Regions from separate parts of the Mus musculus genome. Here region 1 is linked to region 2. A link is a loop called in an ENCODE intact Hi-C map of the cell type or tissue named here. Cell type or tissue: gastrocnemius. All regions are shown on one strand. Links, peaks and the distances in the headings refer to the core of each region. The heading gives the core; the rest is flanking DNA.

Region 1 (15,677 bases), core at 2,672-10,671, 480 kb before region 2:
ATAACCAAGGCTCTGGACTAGTCTATCATCCTTGCCTGACAGCTTTCAGTCAACCTATAGGGTTTTCCCAGTTCCCACATCCCCTGCCATAGCTGAACATCACTTTCTGTGCCACAGCAAACCTGCAGGTTTTTAGCATGACCTGCCCTATCTGTAACCACCCAAAGGTCTTTGCCTCTTGACCAAGACCCATTGGTACCCAGACCTTTCAAGTACACCTCCAACTATAACCTGGTAAGCACCCCTGATCTCCATTTCTAACCCACCAGATCAAGCTCTCATCCCACAACAGTTGTTTTACGACCCTCATATGCACAAACAGCCAGCCTCTAGACCTCCTAAGAGTCATATATCCCTTACCCTGGCATAGACTGACTAACCCTGCCTGCATTGTGCCTATTTTTTTGGGCTTCTTCCAGGACCTGCCATCACCCACAGGTCCAATTCAGTACCCAGAGGTCTTAGTCAGGGTTTCTATTCCTGCACAAACATCATGACCAAGAAGCAAGTTGGGGAGGAAAGGGTTTATTTAGCTTACACTTCCACACTGCTGTTCACCACTAAAAGAAGTCAGGACTGGAACTCAAGCAGGTCAGGAAGCAGGAGCTGATGCAGAGGCCACGGAAGGATGTTACTTACTGGCTTGCTTCTCCTGGTTTGCTCAGCTTGCTTTCTTATAGAACCTAGGACTACCAGCCCAAGGATGGCACCATATCAATAATGGTCCCTCCAACCCTTGATCACTAATGGAGAAAATGCCTTACAGTTCGATCCCATGGAGTCCTTTTCTCAAGGGAGGCCCATTTCTCTGTGATAACTTCAGCTTGTATCAATTTTTTAAATCATATTTTAACTTTATTTACATTTCAAAAGTTATCCCATTTCCTATTTTCCCCTCTGAAAATCTACCTATCCCCTTCCCCCTTCCCCTATTCCCCAACCAACCCACTCCTGCTTCCTGGCCCTGGCATTCCCCTACATCTGGGCTTAGCACCTTCACAGGACCAAGAGCCTCTCCTCCCATTAATGACTTACTAGGCCATCCTCTGCTACTTTTGTAGCTAGAGACATTTGAGTCCCACCATGTCTTTTCTTTGATTGGTGGTTTAGTCCCAGGGAACTTTGGGGGTACTGGTTAGTTCACATTGTTGTTCTTCCTATGGGGCTGCAAACCCCGTCAGCTCTTTGAGTACTTTCTCTAGTTCCTTCATTGGGGACCCTGACCAGCCAGTACACCAGATTTCCCATGACCTCCTCTAGGGTCTAGCCTGGTGATAACTTCTAGCCCTCCCATTTTCCTCAACCTGCAAGATGGAGCCCATGTCACACAACCTGTACCCCAACCTACTCTAGCTAGCTCCACTTGTACTATAGCCAACCTTTAGGCTTCCAATAGGTCTCACGTTCCTTGCCTCTGCGTAGTTTGTCCATAACCACCTGTTTCCCGACAAATCTAGGTTCTCCCTACCTATAACTACTCACAGGACCCTTTTCTATCACCTCTTCCAACCCACTCATTACCTATATTCACCACATCCTTCTCAAGGGTCTAGTCTGGTGTGTTCCTCTGAGCTCCCATCCATACCTTTTCAGTATCCTGCCACATGTAGCCCAGGCCACACAAGCAATGCCCAGGCTTAGTTTAGCCACTATGTCTTGCACTGAAGCCAACATTTATGCTTTCCCAAAGTCCCACATCCCTTGTCCTGACAAAGTCTGAACATTGTCTCCAGCTGAAGCCAACCTCTAGGTTTCTCCCAGCATCTTTTCTATGTGAAACAACCAACAGGTCTTTTCAGCATTAATTTCAACTACCCTACTTGCTACCCAGATTTCCCAAGTCTTCCTCTAGGATCTTGCTTAGTGAGTCCACCTGATCTTCCCATTTATGCCTTTTCCAATATGTGGCCTATGCTTCCCAGATGCACAACCTGTGGAGCAGATCAGGCTATTTTGGCTCTTTGTTTATGCCACAGCCAAACCATTGGCTTCCCTGGGGTTCCACATGCTTAGCAATGCCCTAGGTAGAATACCCATGCCTTTGGTGCAGCCACACTCTAGATTTTAGCCAGGACCCACTCTTCCTAAATTCAACTATTGATTCCTTCTGTGTAGCCACCAATCATCCCCTTGTAATCCTCCCGGATCAGGCCTGGTTCGTGAGTCTTAGCATATTCATCCACAGTTTTTTTTTTCTCCAATCTACACAGTCTCTTTACCCTCACCTGCCCTGGCACCAAACCGTTGACATCCCCCAGGACCCACCTTATAGCCACACACAGGTTCCTCCAGTGCTGCCTCCACTGGCCCCACTTCACTTATTACCCAGACTTACCACATCTTCCTTCAGGGTAAAGCCTGGGGCGTACACCTCACTTTCCCCACCCACTCCTTTCCCCTAGCCAGCTACACACAGTCTGGGTAATACAAGCAGTGCCCTGGCTTTGTCTTACACCCTGACATGTCCCACAGTCAACCTCTTGTTTTCCACTGCATCTTACATTCTTTACCCCTGCCTAATCTGGCCACCCCTGCTTGCACATCATTAAACTTCTAGGTTTCCACTGAGACCTGCCCTACCTAAAACCATCACCAGGCTTTTCTGCTAGGTCTCAACCACCCTAGTTAGTACTGGATTCTCATAATCTCCCAGGATGTAGTCTAGGGAGTATGCCTGATGTTCCTTTACATGCTTTTTCCACAACCTGCCATGTCCTAGCTTTCATGGTCAGTGCCCTGGCCTAGTTCTGCCACCTTTAACTGTGCTGCAGAAATCTACTTGCTTCCTCAGGGTTCCATAACACTTGCACTGCCCTACTCTTGCCATACCAGCTTTATGCAGCCAACCTCTAGGTTTCTGACAGGACCTACCTTACTTGCAACTGACAACAGGCTCTTTCTCCTCAGCCCCCAGCAAGCACCCTCCATTTTCATATTCTCCATGGTCTAGCCTGCCAAATTCCCCTGATCTTCCAATCCAGGCCTTTTGTGAATCCTGGCAGATCTATCCCAGGTCACCTGGTCACCCAAACATTGTCCCATCCCAGTTTGGCCATCCCTGCATGCAGAGCATGCACCTTCTAGGTTTACTGAGGGTACAAGATCCCTTTGCCATCCCAGTCTGATCACTCATCCCTGTGCTCTAGCCAACTTCTAAGCTTCCACCAGGATGTGCCCACCTGAAACCACAGAAAATTCCCTTTTGTGTCACCTGAAAACATGACAACTGTTTCATAGATATCCCACATCATCCTTCAGGGTCTAGCATGGTGCGTTGCCTGACCAACCTGCCAGATGTAGCCTAAAGTCCATTAAATTGTGCCCCAGCCTTGTTGGACCATATCTGACAGCACCAGAGCCCACATATAGGTTTCTGCTAGGTCCTGCTTTAACTGAACCCCCCTACTTTGGACCCAGATTTCCCATGTTCTCTCCTTATGTCTACCCTGGTGTGTTCCCTTGATCACATCTTTTCCTCAAACCATACGATATTAAGAGGTCTGCAAAACCTGACCTTGGACTTAGTCTAGCTACACTGGCTTACACTGCACTTGACCAGTTCAAGTCTGTCTCACATCTCTTGTTTTACCTACTCTGACTACCCCTGCCTGCATAGCAGATAATCTCTATGTTTCTGCCAGGACTTGCCTTCCTGCAGCTACACAAAGGTCCCTTCTGTGCAGCCTCTACCATGACTTTCAGTAACCAGATTTACCACATCTTCTTGTTAGTACACCTGACTTCCCAACCCAAATCTTTGCCACAACTTGCCAAATCTAATCCCAGACCACATGTACTTCCCTAGCCTAGTGTCGTAACCCTGCCTATATTACAGCTAACATCTAGGCTGCCACCTTATCCTGCACTACCTAAAATCACCCACAGGTCTTTCTGTACTACCTGAAATCACTCCTCAGTTCCAAGACTTCCAAAATACTCCATACTCCTGCAGTCTGGGTAATACAAGGTCAAGTCTGGTAAGTCTCTTGAACATCAGATCCACAGCTTTTCTGAAACTTGCCATATGTAGCTTTGGTCTGCCAATCAGAGTCCTGTCCTATGCCTAGTGCTCATGTAAGGCAGGCAACCTCTACGCTTATTCAGGATCCCACATCCTTACACCTGGCTTAGTCTGACCACCACTACCTGCTTTTGTGTTTGCATGTGTGTGTGTATTTTTTTCTTTTTTTTTTTTTTTAGATAAAGACATTTTATTTATTATTTATTTTTTCCATTCTCACCCCCTTTTCTTTTTTCTAATTTTTATCAGATATTTTCTTCATTTATATTTTAAATGCTATCCCAAAAGTCCCCTATACCATCCCCCCACCCTGCTCCCTTATCCACCCACCTCCACTTCTTGGCTCTGGCGTTCCCCTGTACTGGGGCATATAAAGTTTGCGTGTCCAATGGGCCTCTCTTTCCAGTGATGGCCGACTAGGCCATCTTTTGATACATATGCAGCTAGAGACATGAGCTCTGAGGGGTACTGGTTAGTTCATATTGTTGTTCCACCTATAGGGTTGCAGACCCCTTCAGCTCCTTGGGTACTTTCTCTAGCTCCTCCATTGGAGGCCCTGTGTTCCATCCAATAGCTGACTGTGAGCATCCACTTCTGTATTTCCCAGGCCCTGGCATAGCCTCACACGAGACAGCTATATCAGGGTCCTTTCAGCAAAATCTTGCTGGCATGTGCAATAGTGTCTGTGTTTGGTGGCTGATTATAGGATGGATCTCCAGGTAGGGTAGATTCTGGATGGTCCATCCTTTCGTCATAGCTCCAAACTTTGTCTTTGTAACTCCTCCAATGGGTATTTTGTTCCCTATTCGAAAGAGGAATGAAGTATCCACACTTTGGTCTTCCTTCTTCTTTTTTTATGTGTTTTGCAAATTGGATCTTGGGTATTCTATGTTTCTGGGCTAATCAAGTGAGTTCAATTGTGATTGGGTTACCTTACTCAGGATGATATCCTCTAGATCCATCTATTTGGCTAAGAATTTCATAAATTCATTGATTTTAATAGCTGAGTAGTAAATGTGTAAATCCATTGTGTAAATGTGCCACATTTTCTGTATCCATTCCTCTGTTGACATCTGAGTTTACTTTGTTTTAAGGAGCTTCTTTGCAGGATGGAATATTTCAATCTGAAGGAATATGATATACAATACTTTTTAAATTCTTTCTGCCTCCATCTTCCACAATGATCCCTGAGTCTTGGAAGGGGTGATTACAGAAATTTACCTAAGTATTAGGCTACACTGCCACAGCAAAGGTCATTTGCTGCTTTACCAGTGGTTATGAGTTGAGTCAGTCAACAATAACGATGATCTATGAGTATAAATTTGAATTTCCTCTTGTGGAACAGGCCTTAAATCCTATCAGAAAGCTGCTGGACTTTCTCATCGTAGCAAAGTAAGTACTCTGTAAATAGGCACATTCTGCTGTGCATGTCAGTATTTACCAGGTAAGGTCCACCGTCAAGCAAGAATATCGGGACAGTTTTCCACTAGCAGTCTGTTTGCCCTTCTTGCACCATGAAAGGATTGACGTTTGCAGTTCAGTCCTGAAAAATTTCTCTATGTCTTACAAAGTAAGATTTTCAGAAATAGGAGAGTCTTACCATCTAGTACTGCCATATAACCAACAGTAGGGCTTCAGGGGCTTCTCTGGACAACTTACAGGAGTTAAAGGATCTCAGCAACTGAGGATTTCATTCAATAACATTTTTGGCCTTTCCTACCCTAGTAAGTTTGTAAGGTAGATAGGAATAACGTTGTACCTGGTTTACTCTCCAAAGTTTTCCCAAACTTTCAAAACATGTCAAGGTTATCATTATGTCATCTATATAACAAAACCTTTCCCAGAGAATTGGCAAGAGGGGACAACATCCAAAAACACCATCTCATAGAAAATAGTGGGATAAGGAAACTGGGCGTGGTGATGCACACCTTTAATCCCAGCACTTGGGAGGCAGAGGCAGGCAAATTTCTGAGTTCGAGGCCAGTCTGGTCTAGAGTAATTTCCAGGACAGCCAAGGCTACACGGAGAAACCCTGTCTCCTAAAACCATAAATAGATAGATAGATAGATAGATAGATAGATAGATAGATAGATAGATAGATAGATAAAGTGGATTAAAATGTCTTGGTGACACACTCTAAAGCTCTCTTGTGTTGTCATATGTTCTGAGTAAGTATTAGTTGACCCCAGAAGTTCATTACTAATAAGAAACTAGAGTTGGAGAGAAAGAAGTTAATTTACAGCATGGAAACTTTCCATCCATCTAAATCAATTGCTTCCTCCTCAAATCCAGATTGGGTACAAATCATAGATAGGAGATGGTAATTCTTAATCATTCTCTCTGAGCTATTACATTTCTATATCCTGGATTTTTTCCACAGAGACGCCTTACATTTCTCTACCCTTGGGAACTCAGAGGACCTCACAAAATCTTTTCTGATCTTCCCAGGTTCAAAGGAGAACATAGACCTGTTTTCCCATGCTGTATCTGCTAGTTTCGTGGGTTACAAAGTCCCTAGTTTGGTACTGTAGCTATTTCATCCCTTTTTATCATATGTGGATGTTCAGGGAAAACTTGGCTAAGCAAAGCCCCTCTACCCCTGGCATAGCTTTTTTCTGGAGGCTTCCTTGGAGTATCAATTTCTTTCCCCTATACAATGTAAACAATCCTTTCTGCTTTACAGTCATCCTCTAGTTTTCTGCCAGAACCAGCCCTACCTGCAATCACCAACAGGCTCCTTCTGTGCTGCCTCTGACAGCACTATCCAGATTTTCCACATCTTCATCCAGAGTCTAGGTTGGTGAGCATGCCTGTTCTCCCCAGCCACGAATTTATCCTCAATCTGTTGAGAGGCCTCACTTCTAGTGTCCAGGCCTAGGCTAGCCACTCCAAATGCAAGGCAGATAAACTCTAGGCTTTTCCAGGGCCCCACATCCATTCTTCAAACATAGTCTGACCATACTCACCTGTGCTGCAGTCGAGCTCTAGGATTCTCTGAGGACCCCTTCCTGAATAAAGCCACATACAGGTCCCTTCTAGGGTATCTCTAACCACCACATTATGAACCCAGACCACTCATATCTTTCTACAGGGTCTCTTCTGGTGACTATCAATAAGGTGTGAAAATAAAATAACCACTTCACTATACATTATTAAATACCCAACACTTTAAAAATTATATTCCATATCCTTTATATTTTGAAGAAATATTCCAATATTACTCAAAATTATAGATTTATCAGAACAACTCCATGGATATACATTTTGGAAATTTCTTATAAGTTCTTTTTTTAATTAGATATTTTCTTTATTTACATTTCATGTGTTATCCCCTTTCCTGGTTTTCCCTCCCCAAACCCCCTATCCCCTCCCCTCTCCCCCTACTCACCAAACAACCCACACCCATTTCCTGGTCCTGGCATTCTCCTACAGTGGAGCAGAGAGCCTTCACAGGACCAAGGACCACTCCTCCCATTGATGTCCAAGAAGGCCATCCTCTACTACATATGCGGCTAGAGACATGGGTCCCTCCATGTGTACTCTTTGCTTGGTGGTTTAGTCCCTGGGAGCTCTGGAGTTACTGGTTGGTTCATAATGTTGTTCCTCCTATAGGGCTGCAAAACCCTTCAGCTCCTTAGGTCCTTTCTCTAACTCCTCCATTGGGGACCCTGTGATCAGTTCAATGGTTGGCTGAGAGCATCCACCTCTGTATTCGTCAGGCACTGGTATAGCCTCTCAGGAGACAGCTATAACATGCTTTTGTCAGCAAGTACTTGGATGGACCTGGAGGGCATCATCCTGAGTGAGGTAACCCAATCACAAAAGAACTCACATGATATGTACTCACTGATAAGTGGATATTAGCCCAGAAACTTAGAATACCCAAGATAAAAGATACAATTTGCAAAACACATGAAACTCAAGTAGAATGAAGACCAAAGTGTGGTCACTTTGCAACTTCTTAGAATTGAGAAGAAAACACCCATGGAAGGAGTGACAGAGACAAATTTTGGAGCTGAGGCGAAAGGATGGACCATCTAGAGACTGCCTCACCCAGGGATCCATCCTATAAACAGATAACGTTATATATGTACTATGTACCTGCATTGTGTGTGTGTGTGTGTGTGTGTGTGTGTGTGTGTGTGTGTGTGTGAGTGTGTGTGTGTTTATGTATATACGAATGTAGGTAGGAAGGTATGAGAAAGGTCAGAATTAAGGCTTTATTTTTCTTCTCTTTTAAATGTTCACATTATAGTTATGCCTTGAAAACACATAACTTCACAGATAGCCTTAGCATTAACCTTTCTTAAGAGATAATGTTGGAAGAAAGCATGGGAGCTGTTTGTCCTGTTATTCATGATTAGATTGTCTGTTGACTGAATGAGGACCCACCTATATATTCTTGGCATACATCCAGAAGATCCTCCAATTTATAACAAGGACACATGCTCTTCTATGTTCATAGGAGACTTATTTATAATAGCCAGAAGCTGGAAAGAACCCAGATGTCCTTCAACAGAGGAATGGATATAGAAAATGTGGTACATGTACACAATGGCGTACTATTCAGCTATTAGAAACAATGTCTTCATAAAATTCTTAGACAAATGGATAAAACTAGAAAATATCATCCTGAGTTACGTAACTCAATCACAAAAGAACACACAATTGTGATCAAAACTGCATGGTACTGGTATAGTGACAGACAAGTAGACCAATGGAACAGAATTGAAGACCCAGAGATGAATCCACACACCTATGGTCACTTGATCTTTGACAAGGGAGCTAAAACCATCCAGTGGAAAAAAGACAGCATTTTCAACAAATGGTGCTGGCACAACTGGCGGTTATCATGTAGAAGAATGCGAATTGATCCATTTCTATCTCCTTGTACTAAGGTCAAATCTAAGTGGATTAAGGGACTCCACATAAAACCAGAGACACCGAAACTTATAGAGGAAAAAGTAGAAAAAAGCCTCGAAGATATGGGTACAGGGGAAAAATTCCTGAATAGAACAGCAATGGCTTGTGCTGTAAGATCAAGAATCAATAAATGGGACCTCATAAAATTGCAAAGCTTCTACAAAGCAAAAGACACCATCAATAAGACAAAAAGGCCACCAACAGATTGGGAAAGGATCTTTACCTATCCCAAATCGGATAGGGGACTAATATCCAATATATATATAAAGAACTCAAGAAGGTGGACTCCAGAAAATCAAATAACCCCATTAAAAAATGGGGCTCAGAGCTGAACAAAGAATTCTCACCTGAGGAATACTGAATGGCAGAGAAACACCTGAAAAAATGTTCAACATCCTTAATCATCAGGGAAATGCAAATCAAAACAACACTGAGATTCCACTTCACTCCAGTCAGAATGGCTAAGATCAAAAACTCAGGTGACAGCAGATTTTGGTGAGGATGTGGAGAAAGGGGAACACTCCTCCATTGTTGGTGGGATTGCAAGCTTGTACAACCACTCTGGAAATCAGTCTGGCGGTTCCTCAGAAAATTGGACATAGTACTACCAGAGGATCCAGCAATACCTCTCCTGGGCATATATCCAGAAGATGTCCCAACCGGTAACAAGGATACATGCTCCACTATGTTCATAGCAGCCTTGTTTATAATAGCCAGAAGCTGGAAAGAACCCAGATGCCCCTCAACAGAGGAATGGATACAGAAAATATGGTACATTTACACAATGGAATACTACTCAGCTATTAAAAAATGAATTTATGAAATTGTTAGGCAAATGGATGGACCTGGAGGCTATCATCCTGAGTGAGGTAACCCAATCACAAAGGAACTCACACAATATGTACTCACTAATAAGTGGATATTAGCCCAGAAACTTAGGATACCCAAGATATAAGATACAATTTGCTAAATGCATGAAACTCAAGAAGAACGAAGACCAAAGTGTGGACACTTTACCCTTTCTTAGAAATGGGAACAAAACACCCATGGAAGGAGTTACAGAGACAAAATTTGGAGCTGTGACGAAAGGATGGACCATCTAGTGATTGCCATATGCAGGGATCCATCCCATAATCAACTTCCAAAATGCTGACACCATTGCATACACTAGCAAGATTTTGCTGAAAGGACTCAGATATAGCTCTCTCTTGTGAGACTATGCCGGGGCCTAGCAAACACAGAAGTGGATGCTCACAGTCAGCTATTGGATGGGTCACACGGCCCCCAATGGAGGAGCTAGAGAAATTACCCAAGGAGCTAAAGGGAACTGCAACCCTATAGGTGGAACAACAATATGAACTAACCAGTACCCCGGAGCTCTTTTCTCTAGCTGCATGTGTATCAAAAGATGGCCTAGTCAGCCATCACTGCAAAGAGAGGCCTATTGGACTTGCAAACTTCATATGCCCCAGTACAGGGGAATGCCAGGGCCAAAAGGGGGGAGTGGGTGGGTAGGGGATTGGAGGGGTGGGTATGGGGGACCTTTGGGATAGCATTGAAAATGTAAACGAGAAAAATACCTAATTTAAAAAAAACAAAAACAAAAGAACACACAAGGTATTCACTGACTGATAAGTGAACATTATCTCAGAAGCTTGGAATATCAAAGATACAGATCGCATACCACATGAAGCTCAAAAAGAAGGAAGATCCAAGTGTCAAATCTTCATTCCTTCTTAGAAGGGTAAACAAAGTTCTCATGGGAGCAAATATGGAGACAAAATATGGAGCAGAGAATGAAAGATAGGCCATCCAGGGACTGCCCCAACTGGGGATCAATTCCATATACAGGACCAAACCCAGACACTACTGTGGATGCTATGAGGTACATGCTGACAGGAGCCTGATATAGCTGTTTCCTGAGAGGCTTTACTAGAGCCTGGCAAATACAGAGGTAGATGCTTGCAGCCAACAATTGGACTGAGCATGAGGTCCCCAATGGAGGAGTTAGAGAACAAATTTAAAGAGCTGAAGGGGCTTGCAACTCCATAGGAAGAACAACAATATCAACCAACCAGGACCCCCAGAGCCCCCAGGGACTAAATCACCAACCAAGGAGTACACATTGAGGGACCCATGGCTCCAACTGCATATATATAGCAGAGTATGGCCTTGTTAGGCATCAGTGGGAGAAGAGCCCTTTGGTCCTGTGAAGGCTTGATGCCCCAGTGTAGGGGAATGTGAAGGTGGGGATGCAGAAGAGGTTGTAGGGTAGACACCCTAATAGAAGCAGGGGTAGGGTGTAGGTGGTTTCAGGGGAAGGACCAGGAAAGGGGGTACCATTTGGAATGTAAATAAAGAAAATTCTAAATAAATAATAATAATTTAAAAAATCCCAAGGTTAAAAAAAATACAAAAGACAAATGAGCAAGATGAAAAACATCAAAGCATGTTGCATCTTGACTCAATTAACAATATTAAATAATCCACATTATTTTATCTGAACAAAAATAATGTTCAGTCTTTTAAGATACAACAAACAATTTTTACTATCAAACTTCTTATAGCTATATTGTGTTATAATGATAAGAAATTACTTAATAATCTCCATCTATTAAATAGGTTACAGATCACTTAGCATAATCTCTAGACTAACACTTTTTCAAGTAACTTAAATGTCTGCACTATCCTAATATGTCTCCCATGCTAACAGCAACTGAAGTATCTTCAGTGAAGCACTAAAACTTGTGTGGTTTCAGACCATAGTCAGAAGCATAAGGGCCAATCTTTCAAAGTTTGTCTCTATCCAATTCTCTTATTTCATTGTGTTTCCGTCTACAGATCTGCCTCCACTTCAGGAACCATATACAGGTTCTCGTTTCACACAGATTAAAGGCTTTTTTTCTTATTGACAATGTTGTGATTTGCCTTTCTATTATTTCATGGTTGAGTTCAGTCATGGGAAAGATCAACTAGAGTGTCACTGTCATCTTCACAGCCATGTGCAACAGAATGCGTCTTTTTAAAATGTGAAAATCTTGGACACCTTCACAATTTGCCCTTTTTAAACGGGTACACAGTATACATCTTTATGGGATTCTTATGTTTCCAGAGTCTATCAGATAGCTTTTACATTTGTTTACATAAAGAACTTGTATATTTCTTTCAAATTTTATTAGGTATGTTTTAGATGTTGTTTTATATTTAATGCTGTTCATAAATGCTCTAATTACTTCTTTCATTTGACTATCCTTCTGATTTTACTATAGTGATGTTTTGTATGCCCACTTTTCAAACTGCTTTATACATTCACATATTTTCTGGGCCAGTTACTGGTTTGTAAGCATACATCAATAACACATGTTAACTATATACAGCAATGTTGTCCAATGTGTAATTTTCATCTATGCCTATATTTGGATAATATTCATCTCCTGTAACATCTAATATCTTCTTATCTCTTTCTGATCCCTCGATATATATATATATATATATATATATATATATATATATATATATATATATATATACACACACATACATACACACATATGGACAGTAAAACTGATTTCATTAGTTGGATACTATTAATAGTGCCACAATAAATATGAGTGTGCATTTATCCCTAGGATAACCTGACTTTTATTTTTGTGTGTTTGTGGGTAAGTGTATATACCTTAAAGCATTATAGGTACATCATAGGTTATTTCTATTTGTAAGTTTGGACATAATATGGTTTAGAGTTACAATGGCTAGTCTAATTAACATTCTTTGGGAAAATATTTAGTCTTCATATTTCCTTGTATCTTCACCAGAATGTATTGTTTGATAGCAACTCTAACTTGGGTGATATAAAGCCTTAACATATATATGTTGGTTACAACTTGGAGGAATCAAGCTACTGCTGACTTGATGTCTATACTCGTAGGTCTAGTTCTCATAACATCAGAAGGTAGTAGGCACTTTGCCAAAGAAAGAAAAAATATCTGGCTCTAAAGCCTGTAACCTCAACAATGGCTAGTAGGGAGCAAATAATGACACTTTCAACTGTCTAATTGGATTTAAAGCTCACTCAACATAGAAATACATGCCTTGTATTGTTTACCTACCCCAGGATCCATGAGAAGAGATTTCTACTGCTATCTTCCTAAATCCATAAAACTGCCTATCATATTTCAAAAACATATCATTATATCCATAGTAAGTTTAACTCTCACCTCTCCTCAAAATTGCTTGTTTTTGCAGCAGACACAAGCAACTACAAAAATCCACTACTGATCAAAATGCAGAGAATAACTGAATATGATGTGTCTAGCCACAGTTAGCACATCTTCAATACAACTCCTATATATAAAGCTCAGGAAACATTAAAGAAGAGAAGGAAGGAAGAAATTAAGAGCCTGTGGTAGTTTGACCAAGCATGGTCCTCATAGGCTTGTAGACTTGAATGCTTGGTTGCTTAAAATAACACTATTTGAAAGGATTAGGAGGTGTGGCCTTTTAGGAGTAGGTATGATCTTGTTGGAGGGAGTGGAATAGGTTCTAACACTTGTATTATGTTAATTGGGTTCCCAAAATTGCAAAGACTCAGCATGTAAGATGCTAAGGGTCCCTTCCACCAGTTGGTTTTGATTGGTAAATAAAGTTGCCAGTGGCCAATAGCTAGGCAGAGAGACAGAAGCAAGACCTTGGGATTCACAGGCAAGATGACTGAGAGAGGAAGAAGGAGGTAGAGCCACCATGCCAGAATGGAGTAAGGTCTAGGCTTGAGAAGGCAGATGAGAGAGCATACCAGTCTTGTAACAGCTGGGTAAGAGTTCTGGGAAGAGCACCATCCCACTGGGTCTAGGGCAGCAAAGATAGAATACAGATTTTTAGTGATAACTCAGGAATATTGAGGGAGATGTGTACACCATATGTAGGTTTGGGAGTAGCCCAGCCAATGAACTGTTTAAGGCACACTAAAATATAAGGCTTTGTATGTGTGTGTCTTTCCTTCCGGAACCCAGAATTTGGGGGTGGGTATCAAGGATTTGAGCAGAATTAATTAGCAATGCAACACTTTCACCTTGCCTGTGGATCCCTATAAAGAATTCCTCTCAGATACTTTTCTTGTACCATCTATGACTGCCTGCATGTGGCCAAGTTTCCTGCCATGATGATAATGGACTAAACCTCTGAAACTGCAAGCAAGTCCAATTCAATTAAATTTATAAGAGTTGTTGTGGTCACGGTTTCTCTCCACAGCAATTGAACAGTGCCAAAGACAGACTCAAAAGAACCAGAACTACTGCTGGAAAACAGTGGCTTCTATACATGTCAAAGATACTACACCCATGAAATCTCAACAATAAAGTTGTCTAAACAGGGCCTACTTATTTAAAACACCAGTTAATGAACAATGCATACAAGGGAAAATTTCACAAGGCCCTTACCAGAGAAAATGACCTACAGATAATCAACTGATGCTGAGAATGTGATATTCTCAGATATGATTGGAGGAGGGGATGTTTTGATATTACAAAGTCTGTATATATAGGCCCTGTCAATAGTCAGGATAGAGAAATGAGCTCAGATGGGATATCACCTCAAAATAAATAGGACTTCAAAGTTTTCTCTCTTTTCTCTACCATGACTTGCCTATAGCAATCAGATCAGGCCAAAGTGATTAGTTGAAACATACCAATATTCAACATCAGGAATATCAAAAGTTGAAGACTTTAGCATGAAATAAACAGAAGTAAAGTGGCTGAGTACCTATACCCAGTGAAGTTAAGAAACTTAATGAAAATCACACCTGGCACATGCTTATCATCTCAGCACTCACATGCCAAGGCAGGAGAATTAGCATGAATTAAAGGCTTGCTAGGGCTACATTTTAGGTTTTAGCAAAGCTAGATTGCTGAGTGAGCCCTTGTATCAAAAATCAGCACACACACACACACACACACACACACACACACACACAAAACAAACAAACAAAAACCTAAAACTAAAGTATAGGTACAGTAATAAGTTTTATTGTTAACTTCACATAATTCATATTTGCTTGTAAAGACAGTCTCAATGAGAGATTTTTCAGATCAAGATGGTCTCTGGGAATATCTGTGGAAGATTATCTTATGTTAACTGACATGAGAATGTCTGACCACTGTGGGGGGGTACTATCCCCTGGGTTTGGGGACTGGATGATATAGAAGGGGAGAGAGCAAGCTGAGAGCAGGCATGTATTCATTAAAAATCTTTCTCTTTCTCTCTCTGTTTTTGAGTGTAGGTGTTACTACTTGAAGTTTGTCTTGAATTTCCTGCAATGATGGATTACAATATGGCATTTTGAACTAAATCATTTCCCTCCCTAGTTATATGTTGCTGAGTGCTTTTTTGGGAGAGATGTATGCTGTTTAAGTGAAGTGGATTCATAGGTTTTGAATGTATACCTACCTCAGCAAATCAGAGACAGAAGGAAAGAATATCATGGTCAGAGATGGCACTGTTCCTAAGGCCAGGGCTCCTTCCAGTTGCATGATACACAACTTCCATATCCCATTGGGCCCGAGGCACAGTTTTTATTTTGTGTCTGAAGAACAGGTTTTAAGTAATGGAGACTTTATGGAATATAAGAGATGCACACATCTATTTCTTTTCTTGCATATAAGTAAAGTATAGATATACTTTCTTAATTGTTTTCATTTTTCTTTAAATGAGGGATAATGGGTTGGTTTTTTGTTGTTTT
Region 2 (15,677 bases), core at 2,600-10,599:
AACAGCAATGGCTTGTTCTGTGAGATCAAGAATTGACAAATGGGACCTCATAAAATTGCAAAGTTTCTGTAAGGCAAAAGACACTGTCAATAAGACAAAAAGGCCACCAACAGATTGGGAAAGGATCGTTACCAATCCTAAATCAGATAGGGGACTAATATCCAATATATATAAATAATACACTTTTTAAAAGCAAAACAATTAGAAATTAACTAGACAATGGAGGAGGTAAGAAAAAGTTGTAGAACAGGAGGTATAAGAGAAATAAAGGAGGAAAATGAGGGGAGCATGAGAGAGAATGGGAACATTCTCTAGTTTGTGTACCATCATTAGGACACAAAACATGACAGGTAATTTATTTCTTTGTATCAATATTAATGTTGCAAAACTTAGCTACCCTGCTCAAATAGAACATGAAACACTTGCCTGGGTCTGTGTAACAACACAAAAAGCTACTGCAAATGATGCTAGAACATTTCCTGGTGGGAAAAATAGCTTCATCCATGGTTTAAGTTTTCCTCAAGCTTTTGCTCATCTCATTTAGACATTTCTTAAAGGGGAAGAAAGGATCAGAAGAGAATCTATCATTGAATTCAGCCAAATAATTTAGGCCCCCCAATCTTGCATGTTTCTGTGTGAACTATTGAACCAACAGCAATTTACAGCTGATGTGATCAATTTAAGAACTTGCTGGTATGCTTCTCCTGTAGCAATTTCTGTTGGTGGTTTTTCACTAAGCACATGCCTATCAATGTATGAAATTCACTGCCCATACCCCAAGCAAATCAGTAAGAACAAGGGAATACCAGTAAAATGCTTGTAAAAGAAGACTTATTTTCCAATGTACTTTTTGAAATCTACCAACATATTTTTAGTACTTGCAGACACACCATTACAAGAGAAATTCATTTGCTGTAATTCTCAAGTTTAAAATATAAATTAAAATATTAATACAGTTAAATTGAAACTCAGTGATACTTCATATATACTACAGAAATCTACAGTTAGCTTTACCAATCCATAGTTATAAGATACACTCATATAATGGATATTTGATATTTTCTTCATTTAGATTTCTAATGCTATCCCTAAGTCCTCTATACTCTCTCCCCGCCCTGCTCCCCAACCCACCCAATCCTGCTTGCTGGCCCTGGCATTTCCCTGTACTAGGGCATATCATCTTCCCAAGACCAAGGGCCTCTCCTCCCATTGATGGACGACTTGGCCATCCTTAGCTACATATGCAACTAGAGACAGCTCTGGGGGTACTGGTTAGTTCATATTGTTGTTCTTCCTATAGGGTTGCAGACCCCTTTTGCTCCTTGGGTACTTTCTCTACCTCCTTCATTAGGGACCCTATGTTCTAACCAATAGATGACTGTGTACATTCACTTCTATATTTGCCAGGCACTGGCATAGCTTCACAAGAGTGAGATATATCAGGTTCCTGTCAGCAAAATCTTTCTGGCATATGCAATAGTGTCTGGGTTTGGTGGTTGTATATGGGATGGACACCCGGGTAGAATTGCAAGCTGGTACAACCACTCTGAATATCAGTCTGGTGTTCCTCAGAAAATTGGACATAGTACTACTGGAAGATCAAACAATACCACTCCTGGGCATATACCCAGAAGATGTTCCAACTTGTAATAAGGACACATGAAACACTATTTTCATTGTAGCCTTATTTATAATAGCCAGAAGCTGGAGAGAATCCAGATGTCCCTCAACAGAGGAATGGCTATAGAAAATATGGTACATTTACACAATGGAATACTACTCAGCAATTAAAAACAATGAATTCATGGAATTCTTAGGCAAATGGATGGATCTGTAGGATATCATCCTGAGTGAAGTAACTCAATCCCAAAAGACCACACATGATATGCACTCACTGATAAGCAGATATTAGCCCAGAAACTTAGAATAGCCAAGATGCATTTTGCAAAACACATGAAACTCAAGAAGAATGAAGACCAAAGTGTGGATACTTAGTTCATTCTTAGAATGGAGAACAAAATACCCATGGAAGGATTTACTGAGACAAAGTTCGGAACTGAAATGAAAGGAAGGACCATCCAGGCAGATTTTTAAACAATCCATTCCTTACTGTGTTTAATAATTTCTAACAACACAATTTTCTCAACAAATTTTATTGTTTATATTTAAATAGTACAGCATGGCATGTGGTAAAATATTTTTATATTAAAATGATGTGAAAGACTGAATGCAGGTAATGGATAGGACTTATAAAAGATGACAAAAAGATAACAGTTTTTATAATTCTGCTTCTGCCAAGAAAGTTTTGGGTTTTGTTGTGCATAAATACATAAAAGTACATTTGATGGTGAAGGCATAAAACCCCATCTGAAGCTTTACAGATTCATAATGGCTATATAGAAGCTCACTGAGATGTATACACTTTGGGCCTGGCTAATTTTGGCATCTGACATATTTTTATTTGTACTTTTTATACCAAAGCTTATAAAAAATAAATGTAATATGTAATCTATAATGTATAATGATTGTAACATTGGAACACTTCGACAACTTTTCAGACTTTGTTTTAAATCTATTAAAATAATGTAGATAAATTGTACTTCACCAAAAATGTTGAACACTTGTGTCATATGAGTAACAAGTAGCCATAGGTGAGTATTTAATGATTATCCATTGAAGAAATGAATTTTGAAATGTCCATAGACAATTACTACAATGGGTAATGTAAAAATATTACTTTACTAAATGTTTATGAATATTTAATGTCACTGGATAAATAACTGGAAAGTAAAATGTTTAAGTTTAAACCTCACTAATCATGTTCAGAAGCAGGAATGTCCTAAAATTTTTACTGGAAACAAACATATACACAGATCCACTAATAATTTAACATAGAAGCTATACTTGTAATACATAATATTGAGGATGCTTCAACAATCCTTAAATAAATTCATAGCTTAGAACAAGTACATTGTTGCAACCCCATAGGAAGAACAATACCAACTAACCAGACCCTCCCCAAGGAGGATTAAACCACCAATCAAAGAGTATACATGATTTGGTATGTGGCTCCTGCTACACACACACAAACACTCGTACATACACAAACACACACACACACACACACACACACACACATGTACATAATTTTGACCCAAGTAGATCTCAACACACACACACACAAATACTGAGTGCTTGAGTGAAAAAGCAAATCTAATAATCAAATACTATATGATATAAACTAGCATTCATATTAAATTCTCATATGTGTAGGGGTTACAGGCTAAGTCCATCCCCAGTATGCTCTTTGGTTGGTGGTTCATTCTCTGAGAGCCCCAAGTATCAAAGTTAGTGAGTTCTTTTGGTGTTTCTATCCTCTTTAGGGGCTGAAAGCCTTTTCTAGACTTCCTTAAGATTCCCCAAGCTCCATCCACTGTTTGACTATGTGTGTCTGTGTCCTTCTGAGTTAGATGCTGGCTGGAGCCTCTCTGCCAGCAACATACACCTGTCTGCAAGCATAACAACATTAATAGTGTCAGATTTTGGTGCTTGCTCATAGGATAGGCAGATCTGTACTGCTATTAATTTGATCCCCTGTATCTCTGTTAGTTTAAATGGATGTTTCATCCATTTTATTATTTCGGGAAAGTTATGGTATTTTCCTGACCTTCTATTTCATAATGTCATCTCTGATCATAGTTTCTTCCATTTATTTTGGGTTTGTCTCTTTTTTTATTTTATTACATTAAAGGGCATTATTAGTTTTTTACTGGGATTCCTCCTTGATTGATTGATTGGTTGATTGATTGATTATTTTAACCCACTGAGTTAAATTGGTGCTCATAAATGTAGAGTCATCCACTGGAGTAAGGGCAATCTACCAGTCCCATAAATACTAGCATGCTTTGTTTCTATTTCTATTTGAATATGAAACTGAAAATCCTTCCTGACTTCTCCAAGGACCAACTAACTGACTGTTCAACTTTTATGTGTTTGTATAGTTTCTCCTGCTAATTATTCCTATATTCATTCCATTTATATGTGATAAAATCTAAACAATTATTCTTGCTTTCCTTGTTAAATCTTGATTTACCTTATAATATGTTTGTCTAGTAGGAGAAATTTTCCTAAACTTTGACAAGTGTATGGCTTTCTACCAATGAACAACTTAGTATCACTGTTTTGATTCCATAGATAATAAAAAGGAAAAGAATGATGATGATATTAGACATAAACTACAGTATAACCCTGTTATAATCCACAGACCCACAGATGCCAAGTAACAAAGAGGTCCCAATGCTTGAATCTCATTCCGAAAGGGAAATAAAATAGACATTGGAGTTGGGTGGAGGGGAGGAACTGGGTGGGAGAGGGAGTGAGGAGGAGACCTAGGGTGTGGATCAGGAGGGGAGAGAGGGCTGTGAGAGAGAATGGAAATCCTGGGATAGAGACTCTTCTCTGTTACAGGAGAGACCTGGGATGGGTGAGGCTCCTGGGAGTCTGTGGGGGTGACATTAGCTGAGACTCCTAGATGTGGGTTATATGGAGCCTGAAGTAGCCATTTCCTATAGCCAGGAGGTATTTCCAGTGGAGGGAGGAGGACTCCAATCTACTCACAAAAGCTGTGAACCAAATTTTGTCCTGCCTATAAGATGTGCAAGGATAAAGATGGAGCAGAGATTGAGGAAATGCTCAACCAATGACTGGCACAAGCTGAGCTCACCCCATGGGTAAGCACCAATTATTGACACTGTTAAGTATACTCTGCTATGCTTGCAGACAGGAGCCTAAAATAACTGTCATCTGTGAGGCTTCATCCAGTACTGGGCAGAAACAGATGCAGAGACCTACAACCAAGCATCAGGCAGAGCTTGGAGAGTCTTGTGAAAGAGTAGGGAGGGGATAGAACTGAATGATCCAGAGGGGTCAAGGGCACCACATGAAGACCTACTGAGTCAATTAACGTAGGGCCATGGGGGCTCAGAGACACTGACCACCAACCCAAGAGCATGCATGAGCTGGACCTATGCCCCTACAAATTTGGAACAGATGTGCAGCTTGGTTTCATATGAGGCACCTAACAATTGGAATGGGGGCCTTCTCTGTTCACTCTCTCATCCATTTCCCCAAGGTGGGCTGTCTTTTCTGTCCTCAGTAGGAGAGAATGTGTCTAGTTCTACTGAGACTTGATGTACCACAGTGGGCTAGGACACATGGGGGCCTCCCATGGAAAGTGAGGGGTAGGGGTGTGAGGGTGGGACTGGAAGGAGAAGAGGGAGGGCACTGCAATCAGGATGTAAAGTGAATAAATAATTAAATAAAAAAGTGGGAAAGCAAGAATATGAAATAGAAGAGCATGGTGAGGACAATCCAGGAGAAGTTGGAGGAGGATATCAGAGGTAGATACGATCAAAGGACACCATACCTATGTATGAAATTTTCAAAGAATAACTTTAAAATATTTTAAATGGAATAGCTTTAAAAAAGGGAGAGGAGAAAATGAACAAAATAAATCAGAAGTGAAGTTACTGACTGAAAGAATGAGACCAGAAGGCACACAAAATAGGAACAGGCATGAAAATTAATAATTTGTATAAATATTCTATATTGAAACCCATTACTTTGCATTCTATTTTTTAGTATTTTTATTAGATATTTTCTTTATTTACACTTCAAATGTTATTCCTTTTCCTGGTTTCCACTCTGAATATTCACTATCTAATCCCCCCTCCCTCTGTTCGCCAACCCAACCACCCCTGCTTCCCTGTCCTGGCATTCTCCTACACTGCAGCATTGAGACATCACAGGACCAAGGACCTCTCCTCCCACTGATTTCTAGTAAAGCCATCCTCTGCTACTTATACAGCTGGAGCCATGGGTCCCTCCATGTGTACTCTTTGGTTGGTGGTTCAGTTCCTGGGAGCCCTGGGGGTATCGGTTAGTTGATATTTTTGTTCCTCCTATGGGGTTGAAAACTCCTTCATCTCCTTCACTCCTTTCTCTAGATACTCCATTGGGGACCCTGTGCTCAGTCCAATGGTTGGTTGTGAGCATCTACCTCTCAAATACCTCTGTATTTGTCAGGCACAGGCAAACTCTCTCAGGAGTCAGGTATATCAGGTTCCTGCCAGCAAGCATTTGTTGGCATCCACAATAGTGTCTGGGTTTGGTAACTGTATATGGGATGGATCCCCAGGATGGGCAATCTCTGCATGACCTTTTTTTTTTTGTGATACTTTATACAGACAAAGTTTTTCTGATGTATCAACGAACCAAACAACCCTCTGGATGGTGAGGGCAACCACAGCTGGCACTTAGTCCCCTGTAACTCAGCAGCACTGAGATGCCAGCAACACCCAGTTAGCAACCCAGCACTGGGTGTCCTGGCACCCCAGGGAAACAACAATTCACTCCAATGACAGTGACTCAAGTGGTTGGAAAACAAGGTGGTTGATGGCCCTTAACCACAGCCAGCAGCCACCATCAGGTTCCATCCAGAGTCCTGTTTCCCATCACAGAAGCACAAAAACTGCAAAGGTATTGTCGCACAAATACATGTGTTGCAGGATCCAGTGTAAATGATGGGACATGCAAATGATAAAGTTTTCCAAATGCTTTCCCCCATAATAAGATAATCTTGATAAAAACGTAATTTAAAAGAAGTGTCAAAAGCAGGATGTAAAATCATAGTTGTAAACTGTCAAAGCTGAAGTTGAAGACTCATCCAGATCAGTCCTGACTTATTGATGGAAACTTTAGTTCAGTGATTTCTGAGTTGGGGAATCTGCTCCCACTTCTGTCACTGTAAGTGTCCCTGTGTGAGAGCCAGCAACCTTTGTGAAGGTAATGTGGAAGCTGCCCCACAGAGGCCAGGAGGAGGCCAAAGTAGGGTGGAGAGGGTTTGATAGGCCTGGACAGGAACTCAGGGTGATATTGCACTCCAACAAAAAAATGGATGATCTTCCAACTCCATGATCCCCATCCTCTCTCCTTCAACATCTTGGCTAACAAACTTCAAGCCTTGCTCTTCCAAGCACTTTTTCAGGACTGGGTTCACCTCAAATCGGTGGTGGTGCCTTTCTTCCAAGTAGTCTGTGTCTCCATAGAGTTTCCTCATGTCTGAGTTCTTAGTCCGTAACAGGGTTCTCCTCTTGCCCAGCCTCATGGTTCCACCCATTTGCCCAGTGTTATGTTCTGGAATGTCTATGACCACACGATAACTAGTATTGGGGTCAAACTCTGTACTATTGGCATCTTGCCCTCTGAGCACATTTCTTGAAAATTCTACCACTGCTAGCTACATTCCTAAGCACACACCCAAAAAAGGCTTCTTCTGTTTCCAAGCCCAAGCAATTGCTTGAATTTTTCCTTCTGTTCCCCAAACACCATATCCTCCTGGAACCAGCACTCCATGAGGACTGCAGAGCTTCTGCCATGCCTCAAGGTAGCGCACAGGCTTTTTCTGCAGGGTACTTGGCTCCAGGTCTGTGGAATCTGTGTACTTGATCTCCAACTTGTTAATAGCCAGTGCAGAATGTTCTAGAGATTTAATGACAAAGGCATAGGAGTCTGAGATTTAGTGTATTTACCCACAAGAGCAGGTCTCCAGCAAGTGATCGTATCTGCCTGCCATCTCTTTCCATTACATCAGCATTTTTCGTGACTCTCTCAGTAGGAAGATCAAGTCTCTGAAGAAAGTAGTTTACAACCCCTTGCTCTTCTAACAATAAGGGTACCTGGTAGATGAACGAAACATCATGAACACAGATCACTTGTTCAGGTTCCACATGGCAAAACATTGATATTTTATCTTTCACAGGTGTGTCTGGAGGATTTGAGCACCTGCACACCACTAAGTCTGGAAAAAGCCCGAGTCCTCTAAGTTCCCGAAAACGGTTCTGGGTGGGTTTTGTCTTCTGTTCCCCTGTTGAACTTGGCTGATGAACCAGACTAACATGGATATTACAAAAGTTTTCCCTCTTTACCTCTTTAACTGGTGGAAGGCCTCAATGAAGGGCATGCTTTCAATGTCTCCCACTGTGCCACTGTGGGACCCTGACTTAGAGCATTTCTCCCTGGAAGGTAAAGCCTCTGGACATTCCCCAAGCTCGTTTTCCCTGATCTCTAAAAATACAGCCAGAAAGAAGCTCTTTGTTCTCTATAGCCAGCAAAAAGCCTTTTTGTTTCTATAATTTACAACCAGAAATGTCTGCCTTCCTGTGCTAAGGACACAGAGATAAAAATTCAGAAAGAACTCACTCCCCACTCCTGCCTTGTAAATTTCACCAAGGACACCTGGAAGAGAAGAACTCTCCTCCCAACTCCTCCCAACTCTCCTCCTAATTCCTCATCTAGCTGTTAAAAGACCCTACTGTCACTGCTCAGGGTCGAACTCCCCTGCCCTGCACAGTGGAGGGACTTCATCCTCAGCTAGCTGATAATAAGACCTCGTGAAGTTTGCATTAGGTGTGGTTTTCTCTCCGGTCACTGGTGTGCTGGCCAGCTCATCTCAGGACTTGAGGGGAGGCCCGGCTTCGGGAATCTTAAACCACCAAGCTCAATAACACACACTTGAGGTTCTAAGCCATCTTCCGTTACAGGTATTAATGACTGTCTCATCACCCACTCTTGGATTGCATCAGTGATATGAGGGTCAACATGAAAAGTCTTCCCTAAGTAATCTCCTTTGCTCTCCTTGTTAATGACATACTGGTATATCTTTCCTATGGTCAGATTATTGTCCTTGGTGAAATGGATATCAAGGAGTCTCTCATAATGTCCCAAGTCAAGGTCAACTTCTCCACCATCATCCAGCACAAAGACTTCTCCATGTTCATAAGAAGAGGATGTTCCTGCATCGATGTTAATGTAGGGGCCAATTTTAATTGATGTTACATGTAAGCCACATGATTTAAGTATTGTGCCAACACTGCTGGCGATGACTCCTTTTCCAATTCTGGATATAACACCACCAGTAACTATAATGTACTTCATTTTTCTTTTAACCTGAGGACGGCTTCGGAGTCTCCTGTCAGCCACAGCAAGGCCAGAATGCGCACAGTGAGCCTCGGGCAACCAGTGTTCCTCTGGATGGCCTTTACTTCAGTCTCTACTCCATAATTTGCCTCTGTATCTCCTCCCATAATTATTGTGTTCCCCCTTCTAAGAAGTACTGAAGTCTCCACAGTTTGGTCTTCCTTTTTTTGAGCTTCCTGTAGCCTGTGAATTATATCTTGGGTATTCTGAGTTTCTGGGCTAATATCCACTTATCAGTAAGTGCATATTATGTGTGTTCTTTTGTGATTGGGTTACCTCATTCAGGATGATATTCTCTAGTTCCATTCATTTGCCCAAGAATTTAATGAGTTCGTTGTTTTTAATAGCTGAACAAAAAAGAATAGAATTCAAAGTCCTTAGTGATCAGATAAATGCAAATCAAAGTGACCCTGAGATTCCACCCTACACCAATCAGAATGGCTAGATAAAAAACTCAGGTGACAGCACATGTTGGTAAGGATGTGTAAAAAGAGGAACACTATTCCATTGCTGGTAGGATTGCAAACTGGTGTAGCCACTCTGGAAATCGGCCTGGAGTTTCTTCAGAAAATTGGAAATAGATCACCCTGAAGACCCAGCTATACCACTCTTGGTCACATACTCAACAGATGCCCCATAATGTCACAGGAGCACATGTTCCACTATGTTAATAGCAGCCCTATTTGTGACAGCCAGAAGCAGGAAAAAAAGAACTAGATGTCCCAAGACAGAAGAAAAGATACAGAAAATGCGGTTCATTTACACAGTGAATTACTCTTCAGCTACTAAGAATGAGGACATCATGAGTTTTGCAGGTAAACGGATGGAAGTAGAAAATATTATCCTGAGTGAGGTAACTCAAACCCAAAAGGACATGTAGGGTATGTATTCACTAGTAAGTGGATATTAGCCTAAAATATACTGAATACACAGGATACATTCTACAGAACTCAAGAAAATAAATATTTCTTTAAGTGCTTCTTGGCCATTAAAGATTCTTCATTTGTGAATTTTCTGTTTAGCTCTGTACTCAATTTTTTAATTTGTTTATTTGGAATTTGGAGGTTAACTTCTTGAGTTATTTATATATTTTGGATATTAGCTCTGTGTCAAATATAGGGTTAGTGATTTTTTTTCCTCCATTCTGTACTTTGTTGTGGCTTTCCGTTTCTAGCCTTAGTCTGTGGTGATCTGATAGAATATATGAGATTATTTTAATCTTCTTCTATTTGTTAAGGCTTGTTTTATGTCTGATAATTTGGTTAGTTTTGGAAAAGGTTCCATGAGGTTCTGAGAAGAAGTTGTATTCTATTGTTTTAGGGTGAAATGTTCTATAGATATCTGCTGAATCCATTTGGTTCATAACTCCTGTTAGTTTCACTGTGTCTGTTTAAATGCCCTGTTCACTGATGAGAGTAAAGTATTTAAGTCTCCCACTATTATTCTGTGAGGTGCAATGTGTGCTTTGGGCTTTAGTAATGATTCTTTTATTAATGTGGATGCACTTGCATTTGGAGCATAGGTGTTCAGAATTGAGACTTCCTTTGGTGGAATTTTCCATTGATGAATATGAAGTGTCCTTCCACATCTTGTTTGATAACTTTTGGTTGAAAGTCTATTTTGGGGGGTATTAGAAAGGCAGCTCCAACTTGTTTATAGTGACCATTTGCTTAGAAAAAAATTCCAGCCTTTTCCTTTGAGATTGTATCTGTCTTTCCCACTGAGGTTTGTTTCTTATATGCAACAAAATGTTGGATCCTGTTTATATATCCAGTCTCTTAGCCTGAAAAATACAGAAGAGGATGCTCACAGCCATCCACTGGTCTGAGCACAGGGTCCACAATGAGAAGCTAGAGAAAGGACCTAAGGAGCTGAAGGGATTTGCAGCACAATAGGAGGAACAAAAATATGAACTATCAAGTACCCCCAGAGCTCCCAGGGACTAAACCACCAATCAAAGACTACATACACATGGTGGGACTCATGGATCTAGCTGTATATGTAGCAGAGGATGGAGTAATCAGTCATCAACAGGAGGAGAGGGCCTTGGTCCTGTAAAGGTTCTATACCCCAGTATAGGGGAATGCCATGGCCGTGGGTGGGTGAATGAACAGGGGGAGGGGGAGGGGATAGGGGGTTTTCAGAGGGGACACCTGGAAAGGGGGACTACATTTGAAGTATAAATGAAGAAAATATATAATAAAAAAAGAAATAGTGAATGGAACATTCAAAAATTAATACAATTTAATGGCTGGAAAAAAAAAAGAACTGATGTCCTATGGATGACTGGGCAAAATAATGAAATTATAGGGACATTGGATATGAGGCTAAATTTATCAGTTTATTTTCTTAAGGAGTTTGGTAAGGTAATGAAACCAAGTTTATTTCTATTAAAATTATGATCTAAAGACAAAACCAAGAGCGACAAGGATGAACTGATCACTTTACATTGTTTTACCAATTATAGAGCATCATGTACTATGAAACCTTTTTCCATGTCTCATTTTACACTTACTGAGAAGACATTTGCAAAGATTTTCCAATAACTTTAAAACCCCAAGTCTATTACCCTTGACAAAGAGCAGTAAACGTGGCAGATATTAGATAAAGAAGCAAATATAAAACAAATTAATCTTCAATTACAGGAATATTAACAATATAACAAAAAAGTATGTATATTTTCCCCATGCATAACAAAAGTTATTGTATTAGTGTATTCCCACACACTCATGAATGCCCCACTACTCAGAAGACTGGCTTGTCTTCAGCACAGAGATAGCCATCATCAAGGGCTATCTAAATGTAGGAGGAGCTTCTAGGTTAGGCATGGGAGGGAATCCTGGCAGCATGGAAACCACCAGCCTCATCTCTCCTTGCTGCTCTCTCAGCCTGGTTACTGAAAGCCTCCTCTGAAAATCCCCTATTCCCTCCTGCCTCTGCTCCCCAACACACACACTCCAGCTTCTTGGTCCTGGCTTTCCCCTACACTGGGGGCATAGAGCCTTCACAGGACCAAGGGCCTTTCCTCCCATTGATGATTGACGAGGCCATCCACTACAACATATGCAGCTGGAGCTATGAATCCTACCATGTTTAATCTTTGGTTGGTGGTTTAATCCAAGGGAGCTCTGGGGTTACTGGCTAGTTCATATTGTTGTTCCTTCTAGGAGGATGCAAACTGCTCCAGCTCCTTAGGTACTTTCTCAAGATCCTTCACTGGGGGCCCTGTGCTCCATCTAATGGATGAATGTGAGCATCTACTTCTGTATTTGCCAGGCACTGTCAGAGCCCCTCAGGAGACAGCTATATTAGGCTCCTGTTAGTAAGCTATTGTTGGCATCTGTCATACAGTCTGGGTTTTGTTTTGTTTATGGGATGGATCCCCAACTGGAGCAATATATGGATGGTCATTCCTTCAGTCTCTACTCCTAACTTTGTCTCTGTAACTCCTTCCATGGGTATTTTGTTCCTCATTCTAAGAAGGATTCTGAGCTTCTGGGCTAGTTTTTCAGTGAGTGCATATCACCTGTCTTCTTTAGAGAATGGGTTACCTCATTCAGGAAAATATCCTCCAGATCTGTTCATTTCCCCAAGAATTTCATAAATTCATTGTATGAAATTACCTGAGTAGTACTCCTTTGTCTAAATATACCACATTTTCTGTATCCTTTCCTCTGTTGAGGTAATTCTGGTTTCTTTTCAGCTTATGGCTATTATAAATAATGCCGCTATGAACATAGTGGAGCATGTGTCCATATTACATGTTGGGACATCTTCTGAGTATATGCCAAGGAATGCTATTGCTGGATCTTCTGGTAGTGCTATGTCCAATTTTCTGAGGAACCATCAAACAGATTTCCAGAGTGGTTGTACCAACTTGCAATTCCACCAGCAATGGAGGAGTATTCCTCTTACTCCACATCCTCAGCAGCATGTGCTGTCACCTGAATTGTTGACCTTAGCCATTCTGACTGTTGTGAGGTGGAATTTCAGGGTTGTTTTGATTTGCATTTTCCTGATAATTAAGGATATAGAACATTTTTTAAAGGTGCTTCTCAGCCACTTGGTATTCCTCAGTTGAGAATTCTTTGTTAACTCTGTACTGAATTTTTTAATAGGTTAATTTGGTTTTCTGGTGTCCAACTTCTTGAGTTCTTTATCTATTGGATATTAGCCTCTATCTGATTTAGGATTGATAAAGTTTTTTCTCAATCTGTTGGTAGCACTATTTGTCTTATTGACAATGTCCTTGCCTTACAGAAGCTTTGCAATTTTATGAAGATTATGAACTTACAATGCAAGTCATTACTGTTCTGTTCAGGATTTTTTTCCCGTGCCCATATCTTCGAGGATTTCCCCACTTTCTCCTCTAAATTTCAGTGTCTCTGGTTTTATGTGTAGTTCCTTCATCCACTTAGACTTGAGCTCTGTACAAAGAGATAAGAATGGATCAATTCACACTCGTCTACAAGTTAAACACCAGTTAACCCAGTACCATTTGAGGAAGATACTAGTTTCTATCCACTGGATGGTTTTAGCACCCTTGTCAAAGATCAAGTGAGCATAGGTGTGTGTGTCCACTTCTGGGTCTTCAATTCTATTCCATTGATCTACCTGTCTATCACTGTACCATTACCAGGCAGATTTCATCACAATTTCTTTGTAGTACAGCTTGAGGTCAAGAATGGTGATAACATCAGAGGTTCTTTTATTGTTGAGAATAGTCTTTGCTATTTTCGTTTTTTTGTTTGTTTGTTTGTTTGTTTGTTATTCCAGATGAATTTGAAAATTGCCCTTTCTAACTCTGTGAAGAATTGTGTTGGAATTTTGATGGGGATGCATTGAATCTGTAGAAATAGAAGAAGTCATTAATAGTCTCCCAATAACAACAACAACAACAAAAGCCCAGGAGCAGATGGGTTTAGTGCAGAGATCTATCAGACCTTCAAAGAAGATCTAATTCCAGTTCTTCACAAACTATTCCACAAAATAGAAGCAGAAGGTACTCTACACAATTCATTCTATGAAGCCACAATTACTCTGATACATAAACACAGAAAGACCCAACAAAGATAGAGAAATTCAGACCAATTTCCCTTATGAATATCGATGCGAAAATACTCAATAAAAATCTCGCTAACCGAATCCAAGAACACATCAAAACAATCAACCATCCTGACCAAGTAGGTTTCATTCCAGGGATGCAGGGATGGTTTAATATGTGGAAATCCATGAATGTAATCTGTTATTAGACGCGTTCTCACGACCGGCCAGGAAGAACACCACAGACCAGAATCTTCTGCGGCAAAGCTTTATTTCTTACATCTTCAGGAGCCAGGGTGCAGGAAGCAAGAGAGCAAGAAGCAAGAGAGAGAGAAAACGAAACCCCGTCCCTATTAAGGAGAATTCTCCTTCGCTTCGGACGTGTCACTCCCTGATTGGCTGCAGCCCATCGGCCGAGTTGACGTCACGGGGAAGGCAGAGCACAAGTAGTCATAAGATACCCTTGGCACATGCGCAGATTATTTGTTTACCACTTAGAACACAGCTGTCAGCGCCATCTTGTAACGGCGAATGTGGGCGCGGCTCCCAACATCTCCCCCTATCCTTTTAATAAGAGCAAATAGGCCACCCATATTAATGAGAGTGGAGATAGAGGTCAAATCCCCAGTGTGTAGGTAAAGGAGCCATGTACAGGATTAGCTCTTAGGCTCACAGGCTTTTACCCAGAGCAACCCTGACCTGCTCCCGTGTCGTTTTGCCTGGGGGAAGGGAACTAGGACACTGAACCTTCATGAAAGATGACATGTCTCCCTAGAATAGGCTCATATATGCCGCAGAGCCTTTCCATTGCAGTGCTTAGCCTTGCAACTCTCTCGGGCTGCTGAAGCACACTCACTCTATCCCGTGCAATGAGTCTAGCCTCATGGGATATAAGAGCTGAGTGGCCAGCGACCTATTGCCTAAGCATAGATATATCAGGGGAAGCTCCATGTTCTAGTCCTGCAAGCGCCTGGGCAATAACCACCTTGTCTCTCCTAGTTTGGGCCTTAAGCTTACAGACCAATCAAAGAAGCAACACTAATCCACAGCAAAGTGTATCTCCAAATAATATTAATCCCACCCAATTTTTTAAAGAAGGAAAATGCTGAGGAGATCCAATTGGGTAATCCTTTGGTCAGCGACAGGTCCAAGCGCGTGGAGTTGACCTGAAGTCTCAATTCCCGAAGGATCTGTTCAAATTCAGCCATCCAATTCTGTAACATATACTGAAAAAGACTTTTTGACAATTTAGCTGCCCTAGTAAATTTAACATACTGAATGGAAATAACACACAATCCCGGAAACTTTTGTTCACATCCCTGCTGAGTTATTTGTCATAACCAGCATGAGACCTCCCTGTATCTTGACATTAGCTGAGGCCTGTTCATCTATGACTGTAGTCACTGAGGCTGACAAAGTGTTAATGGTGTCAGTCATCTGGACCTGTCCAGACAGAGCCAAGGCTGTCTGAATTAAGGCCAAACCCAGTTCCCAGTTAGTGGTAAAAAAGCAGGAGAATACTTGAGCATTATACATCACCGTCATTGGGAGTGGAAATGTCGACATTATCCCCCAACGCTGCTCTCTCTTTATTATTG

Evidence for each region. Peaks named below come from ENCODE experiments on the same cell type or tissue, not always from the same donor. Only the 100,000 strongest peaks of a DNase experiment are listed, where the experiment ranks them.
Region 1: it touches region 2 in a loop (9-fold over the local background); 4 of 42 quality-filtered maps call a loop at or near these places.

Annotation. Positions count from the first base shown.
Region 1 is chrX:91,395,858-91,411,534 of GRCm38, forward strand. No RefSeq gene overlaps it. Among named protein-coding and RNA genes, the nearest start is that of Gm5072, 11 kb to the left of the region's middle. In gastrocnemius, for the core only: no CTCF peak of the experiment used is centred there; no DNase peak of the experiment used is centred there.
Region 2 is chrX:91,880,572-91,896,248 of GRCm38, forward strand. It overlaps the pseudogene Gm16465. Among named protein-coding and RNA genes, the nearest start is that of Gm5071, 45 kb to the right of the region's middle. In gastrocnemius, for the core only: no CTCF peak of the experiment used is centred there; no DNase peak of the experiment used is centred there.